Regions from separate parts of the Mus musculus genome. Here region 1 is linked to region 2. A link is a loop called in an ENCODE intact Hi-C map of the cell type or tissue named here. Cell type or tissue: left cerebral cortex. All regions are shown on one strand. Each heading gives the region's core, and the rest is flanking DNA. Links, peaks and the distances in the headings are about the cores only. Region 1 has its middle 350 kb from the start of Rpl10l. Region 2 has its middle 130 kb from the start of Gm25599.

The links. A loop is a pair of places that touch in the nucleus more often than their neighbours do. Peaks named below come from ENCODE experiments on the same cell type or tissue, not always from the same donor. Only the 100,000 strongest peaks of a DNase experiment are listed, where the experiment ranks them.
Region 1: it touches region 2 in a loop (6-fold over the local background); 3 of 42 quality-filtered maps call a loop at or near these places.

The regions. Positions count from the first base shown.
Region 1 is chr12:65,922,986-65,939,440 of GRCm38, forward strand. No RefSeq gene overlaps it. Among named protein-coding and RNA genes, the nearest start is that of Rpl10l, 350 kb to the right of the region's middle. In left cerebral cortex, for the core only: a CTCF peak has its summit at 9,022 (motif pointing right); DNase peaks (open chromatin) are centred at 7,242, 9,063 and 9,654.
Region 2 is chr12:65,394,547-65,411,001 of GRCm38, forward strand. It overlaps the pseudogene Gm26015. Among named protein-coding and RNA genes, the nearest start is that of Gm25599, 130 kb to the right of the region's middle. In left cerebral cortex, for the core only: a CTCF peak has its summit at 7,629 (motif pointing right); DNase peaks (open chromatin) are centred at 7,659 and 8,423.

The DNA.
Region 1 (16,455 bases), core at 4,167-12,166, 530 kb after region 2:
TGCCTCCACCATCTGAGCTCTCCAAAGATTGGTTTATGTAATGCTTGGAGTCAAATCTAGAGCTTTATGCATGCTAGGCAAAAAGTCTACTATGTGAAATACAACTTCAGTCCCAAACTCTTCATTTAAAAAACAGTAAAAAAAAAATAATAAAGTAACATATAGATGAGAAATTTTTGCTTAATTTTTGGAAAGTCTTTGAAAATAGTATCCATTTATTAAACATTTACTACAATCTAAATATTTAAACCTTGTTTTCTGTTTAACTAAACTAATTAAATAGCATCTTAAAGCTGTTCTGAATATAGCCACAGAGCTTATATGCTAGAGAAAGATGAGAAGTTTTATACAGATGGTCTGCCACAAACCTGCCAAATTCACCCTGCCTATAGGAGTTCTGGGGAAGTCCTCCCTGCCAACAGGCAAATATAGTGCCTTTTAAATTTGAGTAACCCAGACTTGAAATCTGTGGTGGACATCATATTCTCAAATTGCTTCTCTCTGATACAAATTCTGACAAGAACATAATATGACTTAGGATAAAAATTATTTGTGACACAGACCACTATATTTAAAATATAGATTGTAATAGTTAGTGTCTATCAACTTAACATGAATGGAAAGAGGAAATCCCAGCCGAGGAACAGACTCCATCATATTGGATATTGGTCAGGTTTATAAGGCATTTTCTTAACTGGTAGTTGATGTAGTGGGGCCCAGTCCACTGTGAGTGTCCCCATCCCTAGGTAAATCAGCACTAAATGTACAGGAAAGCTAGCTGAGCAATCCACGTGCAATGAACCAGTAAGCGACATTTCTCCATGGCCTTGTTTCAATTTCAATCTTGGCGTCTTTCAATGATAGACCACAACATATAAGATGGACTAACTCCCCTTTTCCTCAATTGGTTGTATTACATGATTGATTACAGAAAAGTAGACAAACCAATACAGAAGTGGGTATAAGAGAGTGGTGCTGTTGCTGTGGTGGACCTGACCATGTTTTGCAAAGAATTGTAAGAAGTGCTTGTAACTTTGTGCTGGGAAGGGTGTTGAATGTTTAGAGCCTGATGAAGTCTTCTTTGGGATCTTGAAGAAAGGAATGTGCAAGTGATGGAAATCTAGTTCACTGATATTTCGGAGTGAAGATTGGGAGATTCTTAAAGACTCTATTATGGCTGTTTATATGATATTTCAGTTTAAGAAAATTGTCAGATGAAACCTGTGTTTTACTAAGACAGTGGATGCTGGGACTGAACAATAGAATGTGATTAATAAGAGACCAGCAACATTGATGTGAAAATTATTATTACAACCATTATATCAATTATGAAAATTATCTAAGTAGTGTTTCCTCAGGATAGAGATGGTGTTCCAGCCAATGGGGTGGGGGAGAAAAACTGCATCAGCTGGTAGGCAAGCTTGAGACTATGTAATGATGTCTCACATGGAACTGATTCTGAAGGCATGAAAGAGTGATGAATAGAAAGCTAGGATTGTCACGTGAGAGGCTAAGAGAGGTCATTGGTAAAAATGCACACTCAGTTGCAGTGGAGACCCCACAATATTGGCAATTAAGGGACACTGGGATAACTATGAGGAAAAATGACAGATGCATAGTGGAATTGTCCTAACCCTGTGAGACAAACTACATGCTGTGCATGGAAGAATTCCAGCACAGGAATTATACAGTCCTTTGAAGCCCGTGCATTTCTGATGCTGTATATTGAGCTAGAGAACTAACTAACTTCCTTCCTTCATTCCTTCCTCTCTTCCTTCCTTCCTTCCTTCCTTCCTTCCTTCCTTCCTTTCTTTCTTTCTCTCTCTCTCTCTCTCTTTCTTTCTTTTTTCTCTTTCTCTTTCTTTCTTTCTCTCTCTCTCTCTCTCTCTCTCTCTCTCTTTCTTTCTTTCTTTCTTGTTCTTTCATAGATTTCTTTTTTATTGGTTATTTTATTTATTTTGGTTTTGTTTATTTATTTGTTTGTTTATTTTATTTAAATTTTGCCCTCTTTACCTATCTCCTCCTCACAAATCCCCCATACCATCCCCTCCTCCCCTTTGCCTCTCAGAGGGTACTTCCAATCCACCTGCTCACTCTTGCCTCACCCTTTTAGCATCCCCCTATGCTGGGACATCAATCCTCCACAGAACAAGGGGTTTCCCCTCCTATTGATTCCAGATAAGGCAATCCTCCGCTACATGTGTAGCTGGAGCAATGGACCCCACTCATGTATACTCTTTGGTGGTGATTTAGTCCCTGGAAGCTCTGGGGTAGGGAGTTAGTTAGTTGACATTGTTGTTCTTCCTATGAGTTTTCAATCCCCTTCAGCTCCATCAGTCCTTCCCCTAACTCTTCCATTTGGGTCTCCCTGCTCAGTCCGATGGTTGACTGTATGTATTAGTCAGATGCTGGCAGAGAATTTTATTAATACGACTCAATGTTGCATTTTGCTTTGATATTATTTTGAAACTCTGGTTCTTCTTACCTGGAGTCAGCAAATATGTAACTTGTTTAGGATTTTACAAAAGCCAGTTATTAAGAGACTTTAGATTTCTTAAAAGGGACTTTGAAATTTTCAAATGTGTGTGTGTGTGTGTGTGTGTGTGTGAAGTTATCTCACTTCAGGTGATGATTCTTCAGACAGAACCAATAGACTATGTGACATAAAGTCCAGAACTAAGGATAACAGATAATAGTTCAAGTTGTTGGTCAGGGGACTCCCAAAACAATATAAGCTATTGCTGTTTTCCTTGGCTGCCTCTCAGATGTGGAATGTAATTCCCTATTGCTGAAAAACACTACACTTTGGACCCATGACTTTAAAGATTCTAGCTAGATCTAAACTGAAAGACTCCTTCCTGAGGTCTACCTTTTATAGTAACAGAAAACATTGAATTTTGTAAAGACTGTTGAAGTGAGTTCATACAAATAAGGGGGTGTTAAAAAAAGGGGGAAAGAGAATAACATAACAGTAAGATGTAGGAAAAAAGTCATAAGCAATCACGCTATTAACTATGACAAAAAACCCAAAGTACATATAGTTTTGTGAATACACATCCATTCATAGTTTTAATGAACTTTTCTAGAATGATGATGCTCCCTCCAAGAGCTAAAGACCACTAGCAAAATATGAACAAAACAAAAAACAATACTATACATGAGAATCCCTCTTTTGAATTGTTGGTCAGGGTTGTCTAAGAAACTCCAAAACCATTACAGGCTATTGCTATTGTTCTTGCCCTTGATTACTCCACCCACAGAGGTGGTGGAAGGTAAATCCCTAATGCTTAAGATACCGTGCACTTCAGACCCAGAGACTCCTTCACTAGAACTTACCTGAAAGGCCCCTCCCTGAAGTCTAGCTCTCATATTACCAGAAGTGGCCATGAAAGCTTCCAAAGGAATGAAGCAACCAAAAGTCCTCCCCAGCTATGATACCTATGACCTACAGAAATTGCCACTACGGTGTTATAAAACTAAGGGTCAAATAGTGACATGCATTCCCTTGGCAGTAACAGAAAGCCCTTTAACTGAATTTAAATGTCAATAAGAGATAATCTATGCATGGCACTAGAAACCCAGACAACTACACTGTGCTACTGATGTCATAGATCATGGAGGAGAACTTACCTTCATCACTTTACTAAGTCAGCATAATCCTTGCAAATTTAAGCATTTTTCCTTATAGCCACAGATATATGTAGTCTTCGATCTTCAGCAAGGTAACTTATTTTACAACAGATGGAGGCTTGTTGGGGTCCAACCATGAATGATATATTGACAAAACCTTTCTATTCCTAAGGCCCAAGAAAAAAATGTGGAAGAAGCAAAGAATGTAAGAGCGAGAGAATCAGGGAGTTTACTCTGATTTATCTCCTAGTAATGTCAGAAAACATACCCATGAAGTCTCACCAAAGAAACTACATAAACATGAGCTAGTCAAGGAAAAGAGTAGATATGCCAAGTGGATGGGAAAAGCTCCTGATACTTCAATCCTACACAAAGAACTAGAGACAAATAAACAATACTGAGTATTGGAGAAATAGTCTTCTTCTCAAAGGAAGAGAATATTACTTGCTTATTTAATGCCAAAAGATCATCTCTGAAAACACATATAAGTAACATTATACCTACTGAGCAATTCGAAAACAAGTAAGGAGGAGTATATGAAAGGGCTTGGAGGAGGGGGGGAGGAGAATAATGTAACTCTATTATAATCTTAGAGAAAAGAAAAAAAGAAAAGAAAAAGAGGTTGTTGAACTTTATTTTCTTCTGTGATAAAATGAATATGGTCTTGGGAAGCAGAAAGGAAAGGTTATGGTTTAAAGTAATGTTTTTCATGGGTTATAACAAATGATAATGTTTATAAAATATTTTAAGTTATACTAAAACACTAATCAAGTGGAATTGATATATTTATAAATAAGGTTACAGTATCTACTTGTCTCAAGAAAAATGTAAGGCCTACTACTATTAATATGCTAAATGAACACAGCAAGAAAATGACTATGAATGACATAGTCTTGAACCTGTATAAAATTACCTTATACAAATATCATCAGAGAATCTCCTTTTTCTAGTAGATGGGAATTAACACAGACTCACAACTGGATATTGTATAGATAGTAAAAGACTTTGGAGTACTCAGTCCTATATGGGGAGTCTTTATCAAAAGCATCTCATCAAGGTTCAGGATTCTATGCAGAAGAGGTAGCAGAAAGATTGTAAGAGCCAGAGGTGGTAGAAGACTTCAAGGATACTGGACTTCCATATACAATAGGACTGATAGATGTATGTACTTATAGGGGCTGGGGCAGATTGCACAAGATTTGCAGAGACTCATGCCAGATGGAATTCCAGCATTGAAAGAGGAAAGAGGATGCAGTCTTCTACCCTTAGCCAAGAAGCTATTTGCAAATGTTATTTCCTGGGAGAGGCAGTAGATGGTTAAACTGCATTGGACAAGGCCCAATCCCCAAAGTAGCAAACCACACAAAATTAATTCCTTGGGACTTTGGGAGTTTGAGGGCGGTGGCATTTGTTTTGTTTGAGTTTTTTTGTTGTTGTCCTTGTTGTTGGATTAATATTTTTGCTTGTTTTTTTTAAACAATTTTAGAAACAATCGTTGTTTATTATGCTTTATTTCATTTTTGAGAGATACAGAGGGAGAAAGAAAATGAAGTTGGGTGAGTAGGAAGATAGAAAGGATCTGAAAGAAGTTTGAGAAAGGGAAAAGATCAAAATATATGACATTTTTAAATAAAAGATTAGTGGTCAAAAAGAAAGAAAAAAATGGAAAGAAAAACATTGCTTTCTACCTTGAGATGGGATATTTTGAGGTCAGCTTCTGCAGTTCCTGTTGTCTTCATCCTCTATCTTACCTTAGGAGCATCATCATTACAGACATGCATATAATACCATGCACAGATTTAAGCAGACTCCAGCATTGGCCCTCAGCTCTCATTCTTGCCTCCTGAATAATTCAGTCACAGTCATCGCCATACTTACTCCATACATATTTCCATATATTTGTAAAAGGCAAATGAAAGATTACCTAAACATTTTGCTAATTTCTCTTTTTAAAAATAATTATACTTATAAAATTACTGATTGTACAAAAATTTACCAAATTATACATGGGAAGAATGAAGTTTGTTATATCTGAGGAACCTCTCATAAAATTGCTATTTAAAATGCATTGTTTATGGGGGAAATTAGAGAGGGGAAATGGGGATAGGTTTCATCATATTTTATTGTAAACATGCATAAAATTCTCATGAGTAAAGAGAAATTATTTACAATTGTTTACAATGTCTTCATATATTCATTAGAGCTTATAGAGAGTTTAAGTACTCAACAACATGAGCTGATTCTTTTTTTTTTTTGATGTTATTGGTTAAAAATTCTCAGCTTAGGTAAGAAAAAGATATTGTAAATGATGATTACAAAATTAGGAGGAAACTATTGTAACAGAGGAGGCCAATCTTATGCAAATGTCGACAAGGTCTAAACAGGGATGGAGTCTCTTTCCTAAGGGGAAATGAACAAAGCTGTATATAACCAGTGTTGGGTGGTCCTGGTGTAAGTGGCATGATCAGATACTTGAGAAAAATATTTTTTGAAGTAGCTGATCCCAATCAAGGTGTTTAAGAACAGGCCAGACAACATTGAAATGCTTGTTTAAACTCAAAGATAGGCCACACTTTAGAGACCAAGGAAAAAACTGAAAAGTCTGATTAAAGTTTAGTCAGTCAAAATCAGTAAGACCCTTTTCCAAAGTGGCAGTGGGGACAAGCAGCTTGACTATGAAGCAGATGACGGGAACTTAGAGAGTATGGTGTTTGCTTATCCTAGTAAAGCAGGGGCAGAGTATGATTGGGTCTTATGTAGGTGATGAACTGGTATGGAGATTCTTTATACTGGAACTCCATGATGTCCATCCTCAGATGAAGTTCAGTGTTGCTCGTGTTTTCTAATAATAATTCCTTCAAAACATGCTTTGGGTTACATTTTGGAAAACAGCAGCCAGCACAGACTGTTGGTGGAACAGATCCCAGACCACATTAAGCCAGTGAATTTGCAACACCCCATACATTATTAGCTGTGGATATCTGCAGCAGATGGGTAGGCTGAGAAGGAGGCTCAGGGTTTGTGGCACAAGAATTTTAAGAGTATAAAATATTGTCACTTTATTGTAAAATATCAAAGTTCAAAAATTTATGATTGCCTTGGGAAGAGTTTCTCTGGGCATCCTGATAAAAGTGGCTAGAACACAGTTTTGGCAATAATTGTAAGAAGTATTAAATATTTTATGAGAAATACATTAGTGTAAATCACCATTTTAAAAAGTGAAACATGAATCACTACCCAAAGAATTGGACTTTGGAGCAAGAAATTCTGATTTATTGTCACTGTTGATACTGTGTATGTAAATGCCATTTCTCAGAAGCATAAAACTCTGAGTATAATATATTGGTTAGTGTAAGCAGTATAATATATATATTTCAAGCTGTGGTAGTTTCATTAATCATATATTTTAAGAATTTTAAGCTTATTTTTATGAGGTATTGCATCCCATGTGGCATTGATATGCATGCCTAATTTATGGCTTGGCAAGTGAATTATCCTAGACTCTTTTATGCTCTTGATGTATTGATTTTCAGTTGTGATAGATCATTTTAGATTGTATGTCTTTACTCATAGTGATTTATCCTCAGAATCACAGAGACTGTGGAGCAAGCTGATGCAGCCTCGGAACACTTCCTATGGGCTATAAATGGAGTTGTTAACTGGAATTCTCTGCCCAAGTAGGGAAGCATATTTAGCAAGTTGAGAGGAATAACTTCCATCTAGGATCTAATTAGTTGTTGAATGGGTGCCATACAAAGTATTTTCATTATGGTAAGTATTTTACTTCCATATGTAATCTTTTAGCACATTGTTTTTTTATATATAAATAGGCAATGAAGCATAATGTCAAAGAAAGAAAATGATATCATCAAATTGTCCAAAAAGCCAGATAATACAATTATTGATTGCTTTTAATATTTGTATTTACCAGTACATGCCTACTAATTGACCTGAAATTTAACATCTCTTATTTTCTTATAGAAAATTTCCATTAAACAAGATTCCAATGGGGGAAAAAATTGCCTAGGTACCTAAAGTTGGGTGACCATGGAAAAAATTGCTCAAACAGAAAATTAAGAGATTTTAAAAAACATTCAGGCGCCAATTTTGGAATTTCTTCTTAGATTATATTTTGAGCAGTATCAAGACCACTCTGAAAAAACCATGCATCACTGTCACTGGTCCTTCTGGACATAAAACAGTGTGGTATTTAAAAGATTAGTCCTGTCTCCACAAGCATTACTGAGACATGCTAAGTATTTGATTAATATTATTGAGTGAGAAGTGGATGGGTTATTGAATGAACCTAGATTTCACCCATATAGTAACTATACATCATAGTGACCACAAATCAGAGACACGGTGGAGTGTTCAGTATTTCCTAGCAGTTTTGACATGGAAAAGTGACTCTACTCTGGGTTATGTGCACATATGCATTCATGTGTACCATGTTACGCAGTGGAGATCTAATTTTCAGTGTTTTTAGATCATCTGAAATTTCAGACACAATGTCTTTACAAATTAAATAAATGGTATAGGTAAACCATTTAGCAGTCTTTTCTAGTAAATTATACTCTCACTATAAGTAAATACCACCTGTTTATATAAATTTTTCATATTCTTCCATTAAACTTTATGGATCTTGAATAAATATGTCGACTGGCTTGATAATAACCTATAAATAATAAGACATAGTCTAACAGGTTTGATTAAGTGTAGTTTATTTTATGAGTTTGAGAAATACCTGTCAGTCTTTTTATCTAATTTTGCTTTAAATAACAAGGAACACATGATCTTTATTTTTTCTGTCTTCCTTTATGTTGTTGTTGGTTTTTCCCCCCTTTTTGAGAGTGTGTCACTTTTGTTTGATTTTATATTTGAGGCTAGTTTCATACTCAGGATAGAGTGCAGGCTGACTTCAAACTCATTGCAATAATTCTGGCTTAGCCTTCTGTGTGCTCGGATTACAGGTTGAGTCCCATGTTCCATAGTGGTTCTTCTTTATTTGTTAAAATGAAGTCGCTAAAATGAAATCTGAGGTTTAATGTTAACACATACTTTATACATAAATTTCAATCTACTCAAATTAATAAAACTCATTTTACAATTTGGGAAATCTGATGATCCTGTGACGTCTTTTCAGAAGAAATACATTTATTAAAATGACCACAAAAGAAAGAGTGTGCTACGGAATGATGTCCAGTTATCGTATGACCATATAGTTTTTTTTTTAAATAAAACACAGCCTAATTCTTATTATGCATATGCATATGACTTTAGCATTTATTTAACAAAAACCCAAAAAATTTTAGCCCAAAATTGCTGGTGATAAATGGCATTGCAAACAGGATAAACTGTTGAAACGTGATTAGGATTCTCAGCTGTTGCTAGACTTGCCACTAGATGTCACACAGCTCTTATTCTGTCTCCTCGCAGACCCGTTGTTGATTTTGCTGGATTTTACCTCCTTTACAGAATAAACTGCAGACCAGTGATGAATGTGGGACAGCCCTTCACTCATGTTTACCTCGGCATGAGCTATCTTAAAAGGAAACCATTTCATATGGAACCTTATTACTGGATAATGAGAAACATTCTCACAAGCTAGAGAGAAAATTACCTTTTAGAGCACCAGTTTTAAACTCCTAAGGGAAAGAATCTATACTCTTATTTAGAAACTGATCACACACACACACACACACACACACACACACATTTAATTCTGACAAAATTCAGTGTAGCTAAAGGACGAGGGACTAAAACTTAACAGACGTCTTTTTGCTTGTTATGTTTTGCTCACATCTTGCTATTTGTGCCATAAATCTCATAGCAACTTATGCTATCAGAATTAAAATTTTCTAGTCTGTAAGTAGTTTATGTGACAATTCCAGGTGACAATAAGTATTTAAAAATCATATTAACATGCTATTGCAAAACGAGGATTCTTAGAATTCTTAGAATGTGTGAGTTAACTGACTAGGAGGACGTCTTGAAGCTACCTAGATCGCCCAAGGAAAACTAGGGAGTGTGGAGCTTTTGAGGGAGTATGAGGCTGGGAATAGACTGAATTTGTCCTTGTTCCTTTGTTTCAGTCCTTCCCACTCAAAAGTAATTATATTTGTGAAGCTTATCTGTCTTATATAATTTCTTCACTCCCATCGCCACAGAATGCTCCCAAAGCGGTTGTCGAATGAAGTCATACCAACTCAAGCTTTAATTGAAAACACAACTCCTGCGTGTTCCCACACTACATTCCTCTGACGTTCTTTTTTTATGTATTTTCCTCAATTACATTTCCAATGCTATCCCAAAAGTCCCTTACACCCTCCCCCCCCGACTCCCCTACCCACCCATTCCCATTTTTTGGCCCTGGCGTTCCCCTGTACTGGGACATATAAAGTTGTCCAGGGATCCATCCCATAATTAGCCTCCTCTGACGCTCTTGCTGTGCTCTGCTCTCTCTTTGACACCAGCACTTCCATCCCCAGCTCCAACCTACTGTTTTAATTGGGGTTATACACACCCACACGCGCGCGCGCGCGCGCGCGCGTGTGTGTGTGTGTGTGTGTGTGTGTGTGTGTGTGTGTGTGTGTGTAGTATGGAATCAATATCATAACAGCTTTCATAATAGGTTCATGAAATACACACTTCTCACTTGAGTCTATCAATGTATTTCCAAAATGAAAATAGGATATTTTTATTCCAACTGAAACTTTTGATGTACTGTGAAAATTACATTTCATTTCCTGTGTTCACACACTATACACTGTTGGAATTGTAGCCCTAAACCAATTAAACCTATAGGTTGAATGTAGAAGGTCTTACAGTATGAAAATAAAGCCTTCACCTTTTCATATTATGGATGTTGTTTTCTAAATTTATAAATTCAGACTCAGAAAATTAATTTTACTTTTTATTTCATGGAATTCTCTTTGTTGCCTTTGAATCATTGTGCATGCTTTGTTTCCTAACCCCGTGTCTCATGTTTTCATAATGTTGGGTTTTTAATCAATATATATCAAATTCTATCTATTGTACATAAGCTTAATACAAAACTTATCATATGTCTATGTTAATATAATAACATTAATAACATTATATTAACATGTTAATAATAATATTTTATTTAAGGCAGTGATAAATGGCTTTGCCATGTAAGATGCATTCTTTCTGATTTCAAAATATTTTGAAGTTTGATATAATTATTCTATGAAGATTTAACTTAAGCAGTATATAAATTTATAACTTCTTTTGTTTTCCTGCATCAGTAATAATTGTGTTAAAATAAGATTTATATTCATTTTAACTCATATAGTGTCTATATAAAAATGTTTAACCAATGGTAGTAATTGCTTTTTAGGATGTACTCAGAGCATAACAGGCACATCTTGAGTCTATATACAATATCTGTGATTATATGTCTAAATATCACATGTTTGTTCCCTAAGGAACTGAAACTCAAATTTATATATTGGGTAGTAGAAACGTTTTCTAAAAAATGTCACTATGCTTTAGATTCCACTATTTGGGTGGACATCAGCAGTATGTGAAAAATTTATAAAAAAAAAATACTGCCTGGTAAAGCATATATGTTTGTCATTCCAGGGCTCACAAGGCTGAAATGGGAAAAAGAAGTTTGAAGCCAGCATAGACTACCAAGCAAGTTCCATGCCAGCCATGGATGTATGAAACTTTGACAAAATAACAAAGACTACTGATGATACAGCCACTCAACTCTGCTAATCATAGTATCTGAGGTTAGTCTTCTGGTGTATGTGTGCACATATACACATTTTTCATATCCACTCATGTGTGTTCACAACATTTCTGCAGGGATTTCTCATGGAGTCATTTCTGAATACCAGTTTAAATTTAAAATGCAGAATATTTAAACTGGTATTCAGAAATGACTGTTCTCAACTGGGAAAAAAGTTAGAATCAATAATTTTAGTACTGTCATATATTGTAAAAATCAATAAAAAGTAATGGACATATTTGTTGAAAAAACTTTGTGTTAATAATAGCAAACTATGTTCAAACTAAAAGCATCTTAAAATTATTCTTGGTCTATTTTTTTTTTCTGTAGAGGCCTCAATGATTGCATTCTTTTTGTAGAAAGTATTGATCAGGAAAAGCACTTTCCGATCAATTAGCTTAGTGGTAGTCTATTTCAGATCACTTACATAAATGTGAACAATTTCTACTTCTTTAGCCCCTAATTGAGAAAAAATCCTGTGCTATAAACTGTTTGGAGAAAGCTCCTTATATCAGACTATATATATTGGGCTGAGGATAAAAAAATACTCAAAATTCATCTCAGTGTTTGTTCATTCAGAGGATAAGAGCTTGGTCAATGCAGATAAATCCAAAACAAACTCTCCAGTTACGTTTACTTATCAGTTACGAAGGAGGAATTGGCAGGCAGATTTTTAAGTGACTTGTGGTTAAACATGTCTGCCTCTGCTTTGCGGAAGGACTGACCACTGAGCATTTTACTTGACAATCAGAATGATTAGCAAGCCACTTTAGCGTCAAATTTGATGATGTCATATGAATGTGTACACTCTTGATGTACACAGAATGACTATTATGAATTCATGCCATGTGTGTTTTTAAAAACAGTAGCTGGATGATTCCTAAATTAGGAACATAAGAAATATTTTCTAAGCACAAGTTGTTCAAGTTGTACGCCTATTTTTTCTAGTAGGGATGTCTTGCTGATGTTTATTAACAATCAATACCTTGCATTCTTTGAAGAGATGGGGTTTCAATTTAAGATGTGAAAGATGTGAGGATATGAGGCTGTATTCTCTACAGGTTCAGTGAAAGTTTTTTGGTCTCCTATGAAGCTATCAGCAACCCAGGGCTCTATAAACCTTAAAGGTTTGATAAGAGCAATTGAAAGGCTATGAACAAAGTTTAGCACTACTCCATTTTGGCAAAGAGGGATTAATTAAACTTGATTCACAAATCTCTGGCTGCTCTATCAAGATTTCACTGCTTTCGTGTGACTACAGAAGTTTTGTAACAGGAAAAAAAAATGTTTCTTAAAATAGAAGTGGGTAGAAATAAGAGATGAATTAGCCATGGGCTACCACACTTGATCTATGACTGACCACTGAAGGACAGACAGTCCAGGCAGTTCAAAGAGTTGAGGTGTCAGTGCACTGCAATGCCTCTTACCGACTGGGGTTTGACGGTGTTTTGGGTTTTTGTCTGTTTCTTTGTTTGTTTGCTTGCTTGTTTATTTTTGGTTTTTTTTTTGTTTTTTTTGTTTTTTTTTTTTTTTTTTTGCTGTTGTTTTAAGATTATGTTTTCCAGCTCATTTTTATCCCAGCTCACTCTTTTTTTAATTAATTTTTTATTAGGTATTTTTCTCTTTTACATTTCCAATGCTATCCAAAAAGAACCCAATACAACCCCCCCCCCCACTCCCCTACCTACCCACTCCCACTTTTTGGCCCTGGCGTTCCCCTGTACTGGGGCATATTAAGTTTGCAAGTCCAATGGGCCTCTCTTTCCAGTGATGGCCGACTAGGCCATCTTTTGATACATATGCAGCTAGAGTCAAGAGCTCTGGGGTACTGGTTAGTTCATAATGTTGTTCCACCACCTATAGGGTTGCAGATCCCTTTAGCTCCTTGGGTACTTTCTCTAGCTCCTCCATTGGGGGCCCTGTGATCCATCCAATAGCTGACTGTGAGCATCCACTTCTGTGTTTGCTAGGCCCCAGCATAGTCTCACAAGAGACAGCTATATCTGGGTTCTTTCAGCAAAATCTTGCTAGTGTATGCAATGGTGTCAGCGATTGGAAGCTGATTATGGGATGGATCCCTGGATATGGCAGTCTTTAGATGGTCCATCCTTTCGCCACAGCTCCAAACTTTATCTCTGTAACTCTTTCCATGGGTGTTTTGTTCCCAATTCTAAGAAGGGGCACAGTGTCCACACTTTGGTCTTCATTCTTCTTGAGTTTCATGTGTTTAACAAATTGTATCTTATATCTTGGGTATCCTAAGTTTTTGGGTTAATATCCACTTATCAGTGAGTGCATATTGTTTGAGTTCCTTTGTGATTGTGTTACCTCACTCAGGATGATACCTTCCAGGTCCATCCATTTGCCTAGGAATTTCATAAATTCATTCCTTTTAATCCAGCTCACTCTTATAAGAGTCAAGCCCTACCAACCCTCAGAATGAATGCTTTAACACTGAACAGATTTAAAACCTTAAGAAGACTAACTGTAAACGCTAGCATATTTTTAGTCACCTGTAGATCACTTAAATAATGGCATGGAGAAAGAATCTTTTGAGTGTGTTGTGTGTTGTAAATTATTTTAATCTTAGCCTTTGTGAGGCTGAACCATGAGATTTTTAAGTGCAGCAAAAACCTAAACTACATAATAAAACCCTGTCTCAAAAATAAATAAACAAGAAAACAACAAGAAAAACAAAAGCCCCAGATTCTATTAAATTATAGTGGTTGAAGATTGAGTGAGTTAATATTTAAGTCAAATTTTACATGAAAAATTCTAATAATTAAGTAAATTCTAAATACACAGACATTTAACCTTTATTAATGTGTTTATTTACACTATTTTAACAAGCAAGTAATTTTTATTAAAATTTTAATCAAAAATATATTTTATGTAACATCTTTTACCGATTGTGGTATTTATTTGTCCACCTAGCACTTTAGCACTTCATTCTTGCCTACTATGCTTGCAATATAATTTTCTCAGCAAAGTTGAACAAACACAGTAATAATAACTGTGATAATTACCTCACTAAAAAGGAAGTTAGTACTATAACAATCAGTCGCATATAAGAATTTTTAGTGTAAGAAAAAGAAATATATGAAATCTTAGAAATATAAATTCTAAATGAATTTAAATTGAAATTATATAAATTTATAATATAGAATTCTAAAAAATATCCATGTACTATTCTCAAAATAAAATTATTGTAGGACAATAGTGTATGTATGTTCATATCTATGAGTTAAGTTTTAACATTGATTTGATATCATTTATATAAAAAAAAGTCTCAGACAATAATGATAGAAAACAACACTAAAATTCTTTTAAGTATTATTTGCCTGTATTAAAGTTTGCCTTATATCACCCAGAAGAGAGATCTATTTTAGACTATTATACACTGATTTTAATTAATTAATTAATTAATTTACACCCCAGATTTTATTCTCCTCCCATCGACCCTCCAACTGTTTCACATCCCATACCTCCTCCCTCCCCACCTCTGTCTCCACAAGGATGTCTCAACCCCCCACCAACCTGACCTCTGAACTCCCTGGGGCTTCTAGTCTCTTGAGGGTTAGGTATGTTATCTCTGATTGAATACAGACCTGGCAGTCCTCTGCTGTATATGTTTTGGGGGACTCATATCAGCTGGTATATGCTGCCTGTTTGGTCATCCACTGTTTGAGAAATCTTGGGGGTTCAGATTAATTGAGACTGCTGGTCCTCCTACAGGATTGCCCTCCTCCTCAGCTTTATTTTAGCCTTTCCCTAATTCAACCACAGGGGTCAACAGCTTCTGTCCATTGGTTCGGTGCAAATATATGCATCTGCCTCTTTCAGCTACTTGTATAAAACGCCCAGGGCTAGATGGATTTAGTACAGAATTCTACCAGACCGCCAAAGAAGACCTGGTACCAATATTTCTCAACTATTTCATAGAATAGAAACAGAAAGAACACTACCTCACTCATTCTATGAAGTCACAATTACTCTGATACCTAAATGACACAAGGACCCAACCAAAAACGAGAACTTCAGACCAATCTTGCTTATGAATATCAATGCAAAAATACTCAATAAAATTCTTGCAAACCGAATCCAAGAACGCATCAAAACCATCTTCACCATGATCAAGTAGGATTCATCCCAGGGATGCAAGGTTGGTTCAATACACGGAAATCCATTAGTGTAATCCACTATATAAACAAACTCAAAGGGAAAACAAAACAAAACAAAACCACAGGATCATCTCTTTAGATGCAGAAAAAGCATTTGACAAAATACAACACCCCTTTATGTGAAAAGTATCAGCAAGATCAGAAATTCAGGGCTCATAACAACATAAAAAAAGAAATATACAGCAAAACAACAGCTAATATCAAATTAATTGGAGAGATACTTGGAGCAATCTCACTAAAATTGGGGTCAAAACAAGGATGCCCACTCCCCCCATTTCTATTCAACATAGTACTCGAAGTGCTAGCTAGAACAATGTACACTGATTTTTTTAAAATATATTTCATCCCCCCCCCCTTTTTTTTTACTTCTACCTTCAGTGATATCTAGTGAAAACTTAAAAAAAAATTCTGAAGATCAAGGCATACAGGTATACAACTTTAAACTAAGCACTCTGGAGGCAAAGGCTGGTAGATCTCTGTGAATTCAAGGCCAGCCTCGTTTAAAAAGTGAATTCCAGACCGGCCCCAGCTACATGGTGAGACTCTGCTTCAAAACAAAAAAACAAAAAACAAGAAACAAGAAACAAGAAACAAGAAACAAGAAACAAGAAACAAGAAACAACAAGAAACAAGAAACAAGAAACAAGAAACAAGAAACAAGAAACAAGAAACAAGAAACAAGAAACAAGAAACAAGAAACACAAGAAACAAGAAACAAGAAACAAGAAACAAGAAACAAAAAACAAAAAACAAAACAAACAAAAAAAACATTTCCTATGAAAAACGTGTCTTGAAAAAACTTCATGTAAATGAAACTAATAAAGATTTCTTTTATACTTAACCCCATTTAAATTTAAACAACCTTTTTTGTCTTAACTATGTAACAGA
Region 2 (16,455 bases), core at 3,691-11,690:
GAAATCACAGTGTCTGTACTTTCTCAAGTGCCTGCACTCAGGTTTATAACTCTTTGGCAAAAAAACCAAACCAAACCAACCAAACAAACAAACACCAGGCTTTACAGTATTTTAAGCAAAAGTCTGTTCTATACTTCAGGAGTATTGTTGAAAGACAAACAGCATGGCTTGTTGAGTATGGTCGTATTGTTGGGACAGATACTACACTAATTGTTTCCCACTGCTACCCTTTGTCCATTTCTTATATACTAGAATAAGAATGCACTTAGTGTTTTTAAATTCTATTCTTTCATTCACTTTAATTTTATTAATTATTAAATTGTGGCAAAAGTTTGGGTGCAGAAGAAATATAAATTACTGATTATAATGAACTTTGATTATTTTTCTATTTCACTTAATTAAACATTATCATTCTTCATTTGCATGCCTTCTTGAGTTGACTTTAGTGTTCTTTTTAAAAAAAAATCCCCAAGTTTCTCTCACTCAGAAAGTGGATACAGGATTGCTTTATAAGTAAAAAATAGATTATATTTTCTTATAATTATCTTAATGGTCACACAAAGAAATAAACTAAAATTTTAAAGTAAAAAATTCTATTTGTTATTGTGAAGGGAACCATCCGTTACAAAACAGCACTATTGATTTAGTGGGAAAGGTTCCCAGGCAAAGACCAGCTTGGTACTCTTGATGAATGACCTGGCTGTGTTTGTAGTTGATGAGTGAATTCCTTAGCAGTAACTGTATCAGCAGCAGCAGTTTTCTACACTGTGCAATGTATTCTAATGGTTTTATTTAAACATTTTATTATTTACTAAATCCTCCATGAAGAAGCCATAGTATCTTCGTGCTCAAACTGCATACTCTGCTGTCTGTTTTTAATCTTCTCTCTGTTCCCTAACATTGTGACATTTTGTATATGGCAGAAGAGGGCAAACACACAGCTCCAGGTCTTTCTTTCTTTTTTTCTTGTAAAGCCCATAATACCACCATGGGGACCCTATCTTTATGACTTCACCTAATCTCAAGTACCTCACACAGGCCACACTTTCAAGTACATATTCACGTGGGCAGTACTCATTCAAACCAAAGCCCTGGGGGTTTCTGCTTTTACATTCAAATAACTATTTTTCTTTGTGGGTTGTATATTGAATACGAGTCATTACTGTTGATTAGGAAATTATTCAATTAGCTGGTTGTTCAATGTCAAACATTTATTTGGAAAATATAAAATAAGTATTTATAAAGTATTTGATAGATTTAAATAATCGTATTATTACTGTTTGGGGATGATAGAATTTCAGAGTAAATATGCTGGAAAAGAAGTTTTTATCTGTTGTCTTGGGCTCTCACATTTGTTCATCTTTGCCTAGCAGAGTAATGTTCCCAGACTTAAAGAATAAGCCTAAAGCATTTTCTTCCATGGTATAAGAAATTTTTCTTGGAAAGTATAAGTTTGCTTAACTTTTCCTTTCAGGTGGGTTATTGTTGGACTTTCTTAGATTCACAAATCTAGAGAGCATTTGTAGCTTCTATGCTGGAATTGGTTGCAACAAATAGGACAATTTGCGAGTCTTTTCTGACACCCAGGGTAGAAGAAGAGGGAGACAGAGGCATGTTTGTGTGAAGAACTCCATTACTGCTACTTCTCAAGGTTTAGACTTGGAGGCCATAAAGAAGCCTATGTCTAGGAGTAAGGAAAAGATGGAGTGACAGTCATCTTTCCTCCACTGTAACAATTTCTGAGACAACCCTCTCAGAGCCATAAAGAGCAAAAGCTTATTTAGGAGGTTTTTATCATGAGGAGCTGTTCTTGTTGACTTGGGACCCATGGTGGCCCAAGTCATGGGAAAATATGACAGACTGAAATCATTTACTCTTATGGCCCAGAAGTAAAAGAGACAGCAGAAACTGAGGTCCCAAGATGCCCTTAGAAGGTATGTTCTCAGTGAATTGAAGATTCCCACTAGGTTCTTCTTCTTCTTAAAGTTCCGACCAAGCTCCAATACCACCACTCTGGGAACCAAGCCTTAAATCCACGAGACCTTGATGTCTTTCCTGTTTCAACTCTAATAGATGGAAAATTAGGACTATGAAGGAAATGACACTGAGACAGAGTCTTGACCAGGTAAGACTGAAAAGCTAAAGTTTTGTGGAAGAGTACTGTGTGTGTGTGTGTGTGTGTCCCTTCATCTTAGCATAATTATTTTCAAACCTTAGCATGGTCAGGGTCTCTCAAAGAGACTGATAAGTACAGATTCTTTTGGGTTCTACACCAAGCCTTAGTTTTTGACTCAATAGTTATATGCTAATGCTTGTGTTTTCATTTTCAGTTTTTTTTTTGGGGGGGTGATGAAGCAACCATAGGACCATGCTTTGAAAGCCATTTGCCTCTTCTGAATTTTATGTTAGGCTGAATGAGGGATTCTTTGAACCCAGAATATTAGGATTTTTATATTAACCAGTGAGGAATTGTGGGACATCGGCAACATTAATCCATCAAATGCATTTCTGCAGCATGAACAACTTTTAAATTTTATTTATTTTAAAAAATAGTTAAAAATATTTATTTCATTATTTTTATGTGTGTATGTATAGTATGGTGTGTGTGTGTGTGCGTGCACGCGCGCATGTGTGTTACCCGAGGAGGCCATAAGATGACAATAGATCTCTTGATCTCTTGGAGTTATAGGTGACTGAACTGTCCAACATGCAGTTAGGAACTGAATTCAAACTCTTTGTAAGAGTGGCAAGTGCTCTTAACTGCTGAGCCAATCTTTTCCAGCAGGCATTTTTTATTATTAATATTATTTTTGCATGTGTATATGCTATGTGTGAAGACAACATTGTGGAGTTGGTTCTCTCTTTTCACCTTTACATGATTTCCTGGGTTTGGACTCAAATGATCAGGCTCGGCAAGTGCTTTACCCACTGAATCTCCCCACCAACCCTGGACTTTTGTCTACCTATGTCTGTTGTTTCTGTGAAACAGTGAAAGACAATGGCAAAAGACGCATGTGGCTTCTAATTCTATACTTAGAATTTTGAAAGCAGAATATGGAATCCTTAATTTTTTTGTCTAGTTCTAATGAACATTTTAGTTAATGTGTTTGTTTTTATTAACAGTATCTTAGATAAGTTATTTGGTGAATTTATAAAACACATCTGTATATTTTCACTAATGTTAATCACATTTTAATTTTTAATTACCACACATAAAATAATGGTTCCATAATACTTCTAAGTTGTAGGTAGAGTCATTATGAAGTTTACCGAGTGAAAAAATGGGAGGTGCTCTGAGAACCAAAAGTTTTTCTCTGATCCTTATTCTATCTTGAAATATAACTTTACTTACATTGAGTGCTTGAGAAATGGAGAATTTAAGAAATCAAATTTCAAAACAAGAACATTAAATAGTAAGAGAGAAGTAAGGCAAAGCATGGTGGCCCTGACACTAATTTCATAGTTGACAAATATTTTCATTGGAAAGTAGGGGCAGAAAATGCCAGAGACAGAGGATGAGAGGTGCTGAAATCTGTATTCTTGTGACTTGGATGTCGCTGGACTTCCGAACTCACAGAAACTGTGGTTCCCTGCATAAGACCAGAACAAGACTGAGCCTCTCAACAACCCATATCGGATCAGAGGGGAGGCTCTGTGGCCCCACTCCTCCCTAGGGTGCCATACATGGTAGTGGTAGCTAAAGGAGGCCTAATCATATTTCTCATATTTTAGAAGCTACCATTGCTTTCCTTAACTTCATGAAGTTTAATTGCCACCTAATACCTATTGCTGGTATCTGAAGAACAGTATGGGTATAATTTTCTAAGAAGGAATAACGACTAGAATTTATACTCAATATATAATCACTTTCTTCAACAGAAAAGTCCTTTTTTTGGCTTCCATTCGAAGAATTTTTTTTTCTGGACACGTGAAAGTAAAACTCTAGAAGGGCTCATTGTGTAGACAAAATGCTTTGTGTGGTTGTGCAACCAGAAATTATGAGTTGAAGACCAACTTCAACATGAATTCAATATTGGACAGACAAGTTGTCATTTCCCATCAATTTATACCTAAACATAAAATAAAGAACATTCTTCTAGCTCACTTACTTCACCAGTTGGTATAGTTTTCTTTATTGCCAATGCATGGTGTGCTCAGCAGTGTGGACAACATGAGAATTGTTAGTTCAGCATCCAGCAGACCGATGCTGTTTTAGTAACTACCAGAAAAATTCCATAACTGTTACATAATTAAAAGAACTAAAAAAAGAACTGTAAAATTAAAATCATAAAGATTTTTCTATAAACTTTGTAGAATGTTAGTACATGTTCCTACATCTATGTCCATGTGGGTAGCACTAGCTGGATTGAAAAATGACTGGTTAGGGAGGTGCGGAAGATCAGGGAGGAGTTGGAGAAGCAGAAAAATATGATGAAAATATTGTATGAAAAAAACTTCAAATAAAAGTGCCAAGACAAGAACAAAAATACCCCCCAAAACACCCCCCCAACCACCACCACCACCACCACTACCACCACTACCACCACCACCACCACCACTACCACCAATAACAAAGTCCAAGAAGTTGGGAGGGGGAAGAAGAGAGGGAAAGATGGAGGGTGGACTTGATGGAAAAATACTATATGCATGTATGAAATTCTCAAACAGTAACAAGAATTTAAAGGAAAAAAGGAATCAAAAGAATATATAACGGGTAACATTCTAAAGTTTCAAAGATCTTACTCATTCTCAGGGCCTTTTCTGGGATTTACATGATGAGCTCAGGTTAACACTCTAGAATCAAATACATTGTATGGAAAAAAATAATCCTTAGGAACAAACTCTGACAATGGGTCTTCCAGAGACCCTTTGAATTGTATGAACACAAAGATGTACTCTCACCAGTCTGTCAGACACCAAATATTCAAACTGTTGCACTTTATGCGGGGTAAGGGAATTTAGAAGGAGGAACAGTAGGTAAAGCAATTGCTTCAAGTTGATGGGTTAAAAGACAACAGGACCATACTATCTGTAGTCTTTGGAATCTTAGAACAAATTGAAGAATTAGTATTGTAATTTGTAACCCTTACGAAGAAGCATTTCTCACTGGCCTCTACATAACTCCGAAGTTTACCCATCAGGTGGTAGCTCTGTTGCCATGGGAGCCTCTACCTTCCCAATCGCTTCGTATTTGTTGGCGTAATTGTCTTTGCCTGGTAGGAAGGACATTAAGCTTGGACCTCTGAAAGCAACATCCAACTGAGCTCAATTGCGCAAATAAAATGCTTTGTCCAGTTATGAAACTAGAAATTAGGAATTGGTGAATAACTTCAAAATGAATGAAGTATTAGACAGAGACAGGTATACCTGTCCCATCAATTTATAACTAACTATGAAATAAAAACATTCTTTTGCTCCATTTTCTCAAGGTTGGGAACATTTTTGATTTGAAAGCAACAAACTGACTTTCTTTTTCTATGTGAGGAGGTGACCACATGTTGAGTATAAATTCTGATCCTACTCCTGTGTTTTTTTCCTGGTATTCAATTCTCTTAGGAGAGCATGGTTAATTTAAAGGTCAGGAAAGCAAAGAGGAGGAGGAAGGAGGTGGTATAAAGGTACCTTGCTAAAGACACACATTGGAATTGTAAGGATACGTTCTCCAAGGAAAGAAAAAAAATGTTTTAGGCCTCAGTGGAGCTTGCTTGCTTGCACAGAGCACGGTCACCAGAGCAGTATGGGTGGTGGTGGTGGTGGTGGTGTGTGTGTGTGTGTGTGTGTGTGTGTGTGTGTGTGTGTATGTGTGCGTGTGTGTGGTTCATATCTCTGTAATTTTCACAGGACTACAGAAAGGATATCTGTGGAAGGCAGGAAGGCAGTTTAAGCTGGTATTGGGTCAAACTTAGAGACCCTGATTGGTTTATTTTTGGCATATTTAAGCACGGTGTTGTTTGGTGAAAAATTTTCTGGTGATAATTGACACAACTCCACATGCACAACAAAATATACATAAATCTCCTTGAGTAACAAAATAAGCCAATTCAGATCAGATGTGTGCAGTGGGAAGTATTAAAAAGAAACGGAAGCGATGCATTCCCGGCTCTTGTGCCTCTGCCCCAGCAGCCTGGCTGGCTTTGCACTGGTGGGCAATGGCCGACCTGTTTTATCCCATGGAGACGCTTACTCAGAACTCCACAATCTCTTCACCCAGCTCACTAGGTTCCCACTGTTGGGTTGTTACCACACCAACCCCATGCTTCAAATCCCCCACGGCCTTTGTGGTGCACCTCTGGCAAACCCATGCTTTGCTGCTGTACCTTTCTCTCCACTTTGTGAAGGAAAACACAACACAAATTTAGTTCAGAAACAATGGTAACTCAATCTCTGGGCACAACAACTAAAATCTAATCTTGTAAGCCTTATTAAAATCCAATTCCTCTTGGGGGTAAATCCTTGCGGATCCACCATGGTACTGGGAAATTCTAGCAGCTACATCTTACCCCTCTGCTGTCCCATTCCAAAGAGGACCTAACTCTCTCCTGCTTCCTCTCTTCCTCTGTCCAACACGGAATTCGCCCAGTGATTGGTTCCTTTATTCATTAGGGGATTGGTTCACAAGAAGCCACCTGAGTATGTGACTCATTCCTTATTCCAGACAGCCTCTACTGGGAGAGCAAGCAGCACAGAGCCATCCACAACAGATGTGACTACATTGAAACTCTTTGTAAAGTCCATAAAGAAACATTCTATAGGTAGACTAAGAAAAGCAAGGATTGATAAGAGAATTTGGAGAGCTTCAAAAAGATAAAACTTTATAATTTTTCTCTGCAGATCTCAGATAGGATTTCCAGACCAAGGCACAGAATTGCATTCATCCACTTGTAAAACAAAACTGATGGTAAACATGAATTTGATTTAAAAGAATTGAAAAATAAATGCAATGTGGTATTACTGGGTTACTTCTGTATGGCAATACATCATTTCCTGTTATCATAGGTGGGGTTTTATTAGTGCCTTTGTAGTTGCAGTTAGCAATTAGTGACTATTTAATTTTAACAGATAGGAAACACAATTTAAGCAAATGAAGTCATGGAGATGAGCAGAATAAGTACTCTGTACTACTGATTTCTTTTAGACAGGTATCCCTATGTAGCCTTAGTTGGCCTGGAACTCTTGAGGCTGACCTGGCTGGAAAATTAGAGATCCACCTGCCTCTGCCTCCCAAATGCTGGAGGGTTAACAGCGTACGTGTTCACAGCAACTGATACTCTTTTGGGTATCTTCTATTGCTCTCCATCTCATTTAGAGGCAAGCTCCCTTGGGATGTGGCCAGCTTGAGCAAAGGATTCCCTGTGCCTGTAGTGCTAGGATTACAGATAGCCACCACACCAAGCCTGTAGTTTGGGGATAACTACAGTCCCCAGCCTCTACAGGACTTTAGCCTCTCCTCTCCAGGCTCTGGTTTGTTTTATGTTCACAATACCCGCTTCACTGACGAAGAGTGTGGATGGAACCCTTCCACAGAAGATGATATCTGCAGTATTTTAACGTGGAGTAAGGACGTGAAAGGCCTTTTGATGGAACTGCGGAGCAATCCATGGGTGAAAACAGAACTACTACCTAGGACTTGCCTGCAGATGGCACTGGTGCTTCTTAGATAGAGAACCTCTTCTGTTCTGAACCTTTTCTGTACTGAACCTTTCCTGCTCTGTTCAGAGTTCACTGTGTACCTTGGAAAGGCTCATCTGTACTAGGAAAGTAAGATTTCTTGCAATAAGCACACACTTATCTGTGCGTGATTGAACCCCAGCCTGATTCAGCCAATTCTGCTAGAGGTCTGCTTTTCAATTAATGCATTCTCATGGACAATCAATTCTGATGGAGTACTCTTTTGAGTAGGGAAGAGGTCTGATACCAAAATCTCATAAAAAGAAAATGTCTTGGCTGATTCGTCCAGTTTGCCTCGTCTCAGAAAGTGTGACTATCATAAGAACTTGGGAACAGGTATTGTGTGTGTGTGTGTGTTTTAAAGTGAAAATGGTTCCTCATACCTGAATCCTGGACTATAATCTTACAAATTAGTTTGGTAATCTTACAAGTTAGTTCAGTAAAAATTTATCCAACACATCATGTAAGGCGTTGTGCCAGAGTGCTATGTAAGAGTCAAAGGTGCCCCAACAAATACGATGCCCATGTCAGATCTCTCAGAAAACGTGTCTGTGTGTGAGAGAAAATTAGTCTGGTAAATATACCAGTAAGATGTTATTAGAAGAAGGGAGGTTGCCAAAAGGAAAAACTGGGCAGGTTGCTAAGGAAAGCCATCTCCAGCTGAAGAGACAGGGAAAGAGGTAGAAATAGAATTCCTAGTAAGTGAACCAAATGAGGGTAGCAGAAGGTGGAAAATCATGACACGCTAAAATTGACTGATTTATCCAGGATTACTGTATTCCAGACTCTCTGTGAGGAACTCTAAAAGCTCACTGCTTTCCACCCTCTACCTCTGTGCTCTCCGGATGGTATCGATCCTCTTCCTGCCTTTGTTTCCCCATCTGTGAAATGGGAAGAGTGAGAGTCCTTTCCACAAAGGGTTGCTAGGAGGATTAAATTAGGTCATATATGTGCAAGCATCTGTTTTTTATTTTTAATTTAATTTAAAAAAACTTTTTATTGTTTTTTTGTGAATTTCATATCATGCACCCTAATTCTACTCACCACCCCTCATAGTTGTCCTCTATCCTTACCACCTCCCCCACAACAGAGGGGGAAAAATCTTGTGGAAGCTGTAGCGTGTCACAGAGTGTCCCACAGTGTACCCTTTCATCCACACTCCATTTATTTATTTATTTATTTATTTATTTATTTATTTATTTATTTGAACAGGCTTCACCGATTAGCCTGTCATTCATTCATTCATTCATTCATTCATTCATTCATTCATTCATTCATTCATATGTATATGATTATACTGTAGCTGTACAGATGGTTGTGAGCCATCATGTGGTTGCTGGGAATTGAATTCAGGTCCTCTGCTCACTGGGAATTGAATTCAGGTCCTCTGCTCACTCCGGCCCCTCCAGAAGAAGAGACGTCAGATCTCACTATGGATGGTTGTGAGCCACCATGTGGTTGCTGGGATTTGAACTCAGGACCTTCCAAACAGCAGTCAGTGCTCTTACCTGCTGGGCCATCTCATCAGCCCCTCGTCCACACTCCTTTCTTGCACATGTTCACGGCAATGACTCCTTGGTCTGGTATGAGACCTCTAGCTTCTGATGCTCCGCTAACACTGGGCCCTCTCTGAAGCTCCTCTTAAGCATTGTGTTGTTGCCCCATGTCATGGAGATCCCGACGTCTTGGATTCCTTAGATTGTTCCTTTCCTATACTCCAGCAGTTCGTCGATGGGGTAGATGGTGGGATGGGCCAATTTAAAGCCTTGGATCTGGACCTGACAGCTTACTGGCCTTACTGCTCTCACGCCCTTAGTGTCCCGCTCACCCAGCAATCTCTGCAACCAGGGTCATCTTTACCCTGCTGCCCAGGTCAGGTGCAGGGCCCACTCTTCCTAGTGCTGCAGGTGATAAGGGACAGGGAGAGTTCTTCTACTGCCATGATTCCGGGCCAGCCCTCCCTCCTGCCATAGGTAGTGAGGAATGAGGGAGGGGAGGGGGCATCTCTCCCTTATCTGCACCACCACCCAGCAGACAAAAGGCAGGACTGCCTCTCCTGTGCTCACGCCCTTGCGACTGGCTCACCTGAAACCCTACATACAGCGTGAGCTCTACTATGTTGCCCAGCCAAGGTGCAGGACTCACTTTCCTGAGTGTTGCAGTAAGTGAGGGGCAGGGAAAGCTCTCCTGCTCTGATGACATTGGGGCCATTCTCTTGCCTGCCTTAGGTGGCAAGGGGGAAGAATGGGGCATGTCTTTCTTGTCCACATCACTACTCAATAGACAAGTGGCAGAGCCATCTTTCCAATGCTCACACCCTTGGGGCCAGCTTGCCATGTTCCTGCCACCAGGTTCAGCTCTACTGTGCTGCTGAGGCTAGATGCAGGCCCCTCTCCTGAAAGCTGCAGCTGGTGAGGGGCAAGGCCAGCTCTTCTGCTCTCATGATCCCAAGGCAAGGTCTCCCACCTGCTGTAGGTGGTGAGGTGTGGGGAGGAGGGAGGGCATCTCTCCCTCATCTATGGGAGATGTGTGGGTGGGCCAGCATTCACACACTTATACACTGGGGGCCCGGCTCACCTGAAACTTTTGCAATGTTTGAGTGCTGTAGCTGGCTAGGGGTGGGGTCAGCTCTTCTAATCTCATGTCCCAGGGCCAGATCTCCCATGATGCTCAGGTAAGAGATGGGGCCATTCCTGCTCAGTCCTCAGACATCAATATGTCCCATTGTGGCATCTCAGACCAGTGATGATGTCCTCTTGGACTTGCTGCTTCAGGGCCAAGGTCGCAGAGGTGGCCACAGGTGGCAGCATAGGCCAGGACCCCACCATGGTCTCAGGTGGTATCACTGTCTACTTACATCAGACTACCCTTGAGTCTCTAGTTCTGCATTTCCTCATTGTACCTACATCTTTCTGTTTTCCTCTTTTTGTCTTCCTTTTCTCCACCACTTACTTGCCTCTCTTAATGACACCCAGAGTCTCTGAGTGTCTGGGGACCTCAGGAGTGGCCTCAGGAATTCTATGTCCTGCTAAGGTATATGGCCCCAGGCAGGGATCCTTTCAGATCGGCCCCCATTTCCCCCAGGCATGCAGGGAGCAGGACTGGTGGTCATCTCAGTCTAGCTCCCTATCAGGGCCCCATGGTGTTGGGTGATCATCTCAGGCTGGCTCAGGCCCTAGTGGCCCCATGAGAGGTTTGTCTGTTTGTCTGTTTCAGGCTCACTTCCATCAAGGGCTCTTGGTCCCAGCTGAGGTTCTTCTTGTCTCTTATTCACTCTCTACCCTGGGAGCCTGTCTGGGGCAGCCAGGCACTTCTCAGGTTAGCTCTCTGTCTGGACCGCCTGGTGCCCAGCTAGTGGTTGTCTCAGGCTCCCTTTTTTCTTCTTTTTCTTTCTTTTTCTCTTTCTTTTTCTCTTTCTTTTTCTTTTTCTTTTTCTTTTTCTTTTTCTTTTTCTTTTTCTTTTTCTTTTTCTCTTTCTCTCTCTCTCTCTCTCTCTCTCTCTCTCTCTCTCCCTCTCCCTCTCCCTCTCCCTCTCCCTCTCCCTCTCCCTCTCCCTCTCCCTCTCCCTCTCCCTCTCTCTCTCTCTCTCTCTTTTTCTTTTTCTTTTTCTTTTTCTTTTTCTTTTTCTGGAAGTGTTAGGCTACTACTCATTCAGATGTTCTCAGGCCAGAGCAGTGAGCTTAGACATAGCCTCTCTCCTCTCTGTCATCTACTGGCACACATATGATACACACCTGCAATGCCTCTAGAAGCAGGTCAACTATCTGTTCTTGTTCTTCTTCCCTTACCATTGAAATCTCAATTATGTATTTGAGAGAAAACCTGTAATATTTGTGTTTTTGAATCTCAGTGTGTAAAGAAGAGATAGTGGGGAGAATCACTAGATAAAGTACATTATAAACATGTGTATAAGATGTCTTAATGAAAGCCATCATTTTATATAATGTATATGGCTAACAAAAGGGAGACAATGACAACTATATCCTTAATATTTATCTTTATAATACAGAAAATAAGAATACAGGTGAAGAGAGACTGTTAGGTGTGTTGTGCAGGAAGGAAGGGAGAATTTAGATCCATATTTTAAAGAGTTTGTGTGTTGTGAATAGGAAGAAGAGTGGAAAAGAGAGGAGAGGGGAGAGGGGGAGGGGGAGGAGAGAGGAAGAGAGAAGAGAAGGAAGAAGAAGGGAGGAGAGGGAAGGAAGAATAAATGGCTTCAGAAGTGCTGTTGTTAAACATGTATATTTCTTCTGTATGGAAATGTATCTGTAGACATTGAAGAAAATACTAGCACCGAGGTGAGTTAAGGGAAGAGCTGAGCAATGGGCAATGAGGAAAACCAGAGGCTTTGATGAGGAAGCAGATGTGCTGTGCAGTGCAGTCCATGCAGGGGAAGATCAAGGCTCCAGGGAAGTGTTTGCATGTGGGACCAAATAGATGTTTGGGACAGGTTTCTTTTGATTTACACAGAAAACAAAACGAGCAGGACTCCCAAGCCTACTCTGATTTTTCACATACTACACATAAGATCCTGGGATAATTCCTTAATCTGTCCTGCTTACACATAAAACCATCATTTTAGAACCATTACTCAACTGCTATAGATGTCTCATGTTTTGTATACAAAGCTCTTTCTGTCCAAAGGCTGTTCCTTCAGGTACCTCTCCAGTTCAAACAAAACTTAATGGTCCTCTTTGCTAGTCTGCCAAGTCTTGAGCTCTACAAATCTCTCCCAGTAGACATCCTTAGCTTGAGAGCTCTTTCCAGGTGGGAAGTACTTACTAGTTGCATCCCTAGCTCCCAGCACACAGTGCTTGTTAAATGAGTATTTGATAAATGTAGTTTCTTCACTTACCAAAGGAAGATTTGGTGTGTCATAAATTTTCATAGAAATTGAAAGTTATTTCAACTTATATCCTGTCCATTAATAAAACTGAGCTGGAGACAGACTTGATTTGCATAATCCTTTTAAATGCCCACTGTCTTTACCTTGTTTGACTTTATGTGTATGTCTGGGCACCCGTATAAGGTATGGGTCAGTACGACCATTAAATCATTCAAAGACATTTGTAGTTTCTGAACCTATAACATGGACTTGTCAAAGCTGTGCCGAGCAGACCTCTAACAAACAGCTAATGAACTTTATTAAATTAGTAGATCTAAGATGGTTTGGGCCGAATGTCTTCTTGGAAAATTCCCTTTATATCTGAGTATCCTAATTAATTCTCTGCGAAGTGACTTCTTGCCTGCTACTTTCTCCACAATTTCACTTCATCATCAGGCTGACTGTACTAGACTAATAATTTTTACTTGTAGAGGAAAAGAACATGTAAATAATTATTCACCTGGAGCAAGTTCTTTGGTTGGCATTTTCAAAGGATACGTGGGTAATATAATGTGCATAAGCTATTTTGTATGCAAAGGATGGTGATAAATGAGATGGTTTTGCTCTTAGTTCACTGAGCGTAGATGTATTTGTTCTGATGCATAAATTATCAGTTTCCTCCTCTGGTTTACTAGGCTCTCCTGCTCATCTCAGCACAAGATACACTTTCTGACTTGGTTGTTTTCTTTTTCATTTTCCCCCCTGCCTTAGCCATAGAGTTTCTTGCCACCTGCACTGCAAACACTGTTGGCATGTATTGATGGTTTTCATATCATATGTTGACAATACCACTACTCAGAAGTAGAAATGTGTTTTTTTTTTTAAATACAGATATGACTGTCTATCATTTCCAGAGGACATTGCTGCAAAAGGGACATTCACAGAGTCTTTTAGCTAGCAAGGTTACTTTGGTGTATATATCTTTTTAAGCTTCTAAACACCATTACTAAGTTTCCAAAGTCTTTGCTTGGCATCAAAGGCCAGGGTTTTGCTTCTATGAATTTTGCTAAACATACATACAAATAGATAGTAGTGTTGACATTCTGCATCTTATTTAGTTTATATGCAGCCCCCATAGTGTGTGAATTAATCTCACATAATAAATCAAATATAAGTGGAGATCATATGTTGACTTCTAAGTTCTTTTCTTGAGGAGTCTCTGAGGACATTTACTGAAATGTAATGTGACCATTCTATGTTTGAGCGTGTCATTGGAGTTTGATTTCTAGCACCTATGTCAGATGCCTCACAACTGTTTGTAACACCAACTATTGTAGGGCAATCTGACACTTCTGGTCTCTGTACACCACACACACACACACACACACACACACACACACACACATACACACACACACACACACACTCACGCGCACACACATATACACTCAGGCACAACTCAAAAAACTGTTGCGTGTGCTTGACATGTGCTATTCTATAAAATTCATTTGTGATGTTATATATGAATTCACTCCTTAATGTCTTAATGTTCATGTTAATTAAATTATATTTTGTTCAGATTATAAGTATAGTAAGTCAAATAGTATAAAATGAATGGAATGAAAAAAGAATCTCGCAGTCAGAGTGAAATAATGAAAATTTGTTTATTATCTATGGTGACAATGGTTATAAGGCGAGACACAGAATGTAGAATATTTAGTGGAAATACTGACAAATGTGAACACACTGAGGTTATCATCTTTTGTTTAGGCACAATGTAGTAATCTGAAAAATGTTCACATCATTTCTGATTCATTCTTCGTATTCTTTCTTGTAAATTCAGTAAATGTTTACTGAGCACACAGTATGTGCTATATGCTCTGTTAGGAATCTAATAATTAACAACACATTAGAACTCCAACCTTAATAGAGATACAGTGAATTAATATTCATTATGTATGAACTCCCTCCTGATAGGAAAATGAGCAAAAACAATTCCAGAAATGGTCATTAAGCATTGTTCATTGCTCAGACCTTCAATGGTAAATGGAAGATGTAATCTAAGAATGAGAGAACACTTTTTTCTTTTCTTTAATTTAAAACAAATCCAGGAGAAAAGAAAAGATCAATAAGCACGGTGTGGTGCTATTGGTACAGGACATTGGTTGCTTTGAACACTAAGGTGAGAGGGGACATTACAGGGGCCATCTGGCACAGCGCCCTAACCTGAAACTTCCATCTTAGGTTTCTGCCTGCTACACTAGGTACCTTCAAAACTCATATGTTCAGTCCTCAGTAGGATGCTGTTTGGACATGGTATCTGTGGTAATTAGCTTTGAGTTAGGTCCTGAGTGCAGGAAGTGCATGATGGGGCCGGTGTCCTTATGTAGACAAGAGAGAATTCCTGTGTGCAGACTGAGGAAATGCTACCTGAGTGCACAGCTTCCTGGAAGTTAGGAAGAGAACTCAACCAGCAGCTGCCTTATGCTGTTATTCTTGTTGGCTGAACCATGATACATGTTACGGCAGTCCAGGAGAACACTGTTCCTAGTCCATGTGGTCAGACTGAGGAGTGAGTTCCCACATTCAAATTATGATAATACACCAGAAAAAAATACTGAAGGATTGTGTTCATTTTTGACATATTTTTTCCAGCCAGCAAAATGAAAGTAAAACAAATATTCATTGATTACTGGTGGTTGATTAAATTTCTGTACTTGGAATATTGTAGTAAGTGTCTATTTCTGGTACAGAAAGATTTATAAGAAAATGGATGAATATAAGTGTTAACAACAACATGGAGTATGATCTTTATGTAAAATAAACATAAACACAAAAATCGGTTTATAAATATGTGTACACACAGAGAGACACATACTTTGTCTATGCATATGAACAAGTATGGTAGGGGCAAATGTCTCTCTGAAAAGAGAAGGTAGAATAAAGCTTAGCGCGCGCGTGTGTGCGTGTGTGTGTGTGTGTGTGTGTGTGTGTGTGTGTATGAGGGAGGTACACACATCATGGCATAATGGAGGTCAGGGGACATTTGGGAGTTAGCTCTCTCATTCCACATCTAAGCAGGTTCTAGGGATCAAACTTCGGTTTACAGAGCAAGAACCATTTTTTGCTTAGCTACCTTGATGCTCAGAATCTAAATTCTTTAACATTCTGTACAAGAACCGATTCAAGCAATATTATATAATTAAAGTTGCTTATACAAAAAACAATTATAGGACATAAAAGTTAATCAATAGGCAGAGAATATGCTTGCAGCTAAGAATATTAAGGATACAGTCCTCTATACACAAGAACATAATAACCAGTCACTACACTGGAAGTATTAATACTACACTGGAAGCATCAATACTACACTGGAAGCATTAATGGTGTTAAAAACTGGATTGAGTTCTGTAGATGAAATTTTCAAGAAGAGATATAGAAATTTTTGAACTTACATTTAATGAAGTAGAATAAAGCTTAGTGTGCGTGCGTGCGTGCGTGCCTGCGTGTGTGTGTGTGTGTGTGTGTGTGTGTGTGTGTGTATGTGTGCTATTGGATAGAAGCAAGAAATGCTAAACTTTTATGTTAGCATAGCTACATGGAATATATAGTCTGGAAGGAGGAAGGATAACCTATTTCTCTTCTTTAGTTTCTGCTATCTCTTGCATTTAAGGAAATTTCAAGATTCCAATATTATCAAAAATCAGCAAAAATTTTAAGCTTATCTTTGGGAAAACTTCCTTGCTCTGCCTCTCAAGGCCCTTGGCTTCAGGTTTTTAAGAAACCACCAACCATATATTAGGCCCCAAAGATAGATGGTACCTACTTCAGCATCCATCTTAGGGAGTATTTCTAACTTCCTTAAATAGAAAAGATGGATACTGGTGAAGTCATCACTTACCACTGCCTTTCTCTCTGCGGGTGACACAGATGAAGTTAATCAATTGGAGTATCTGCCCAGG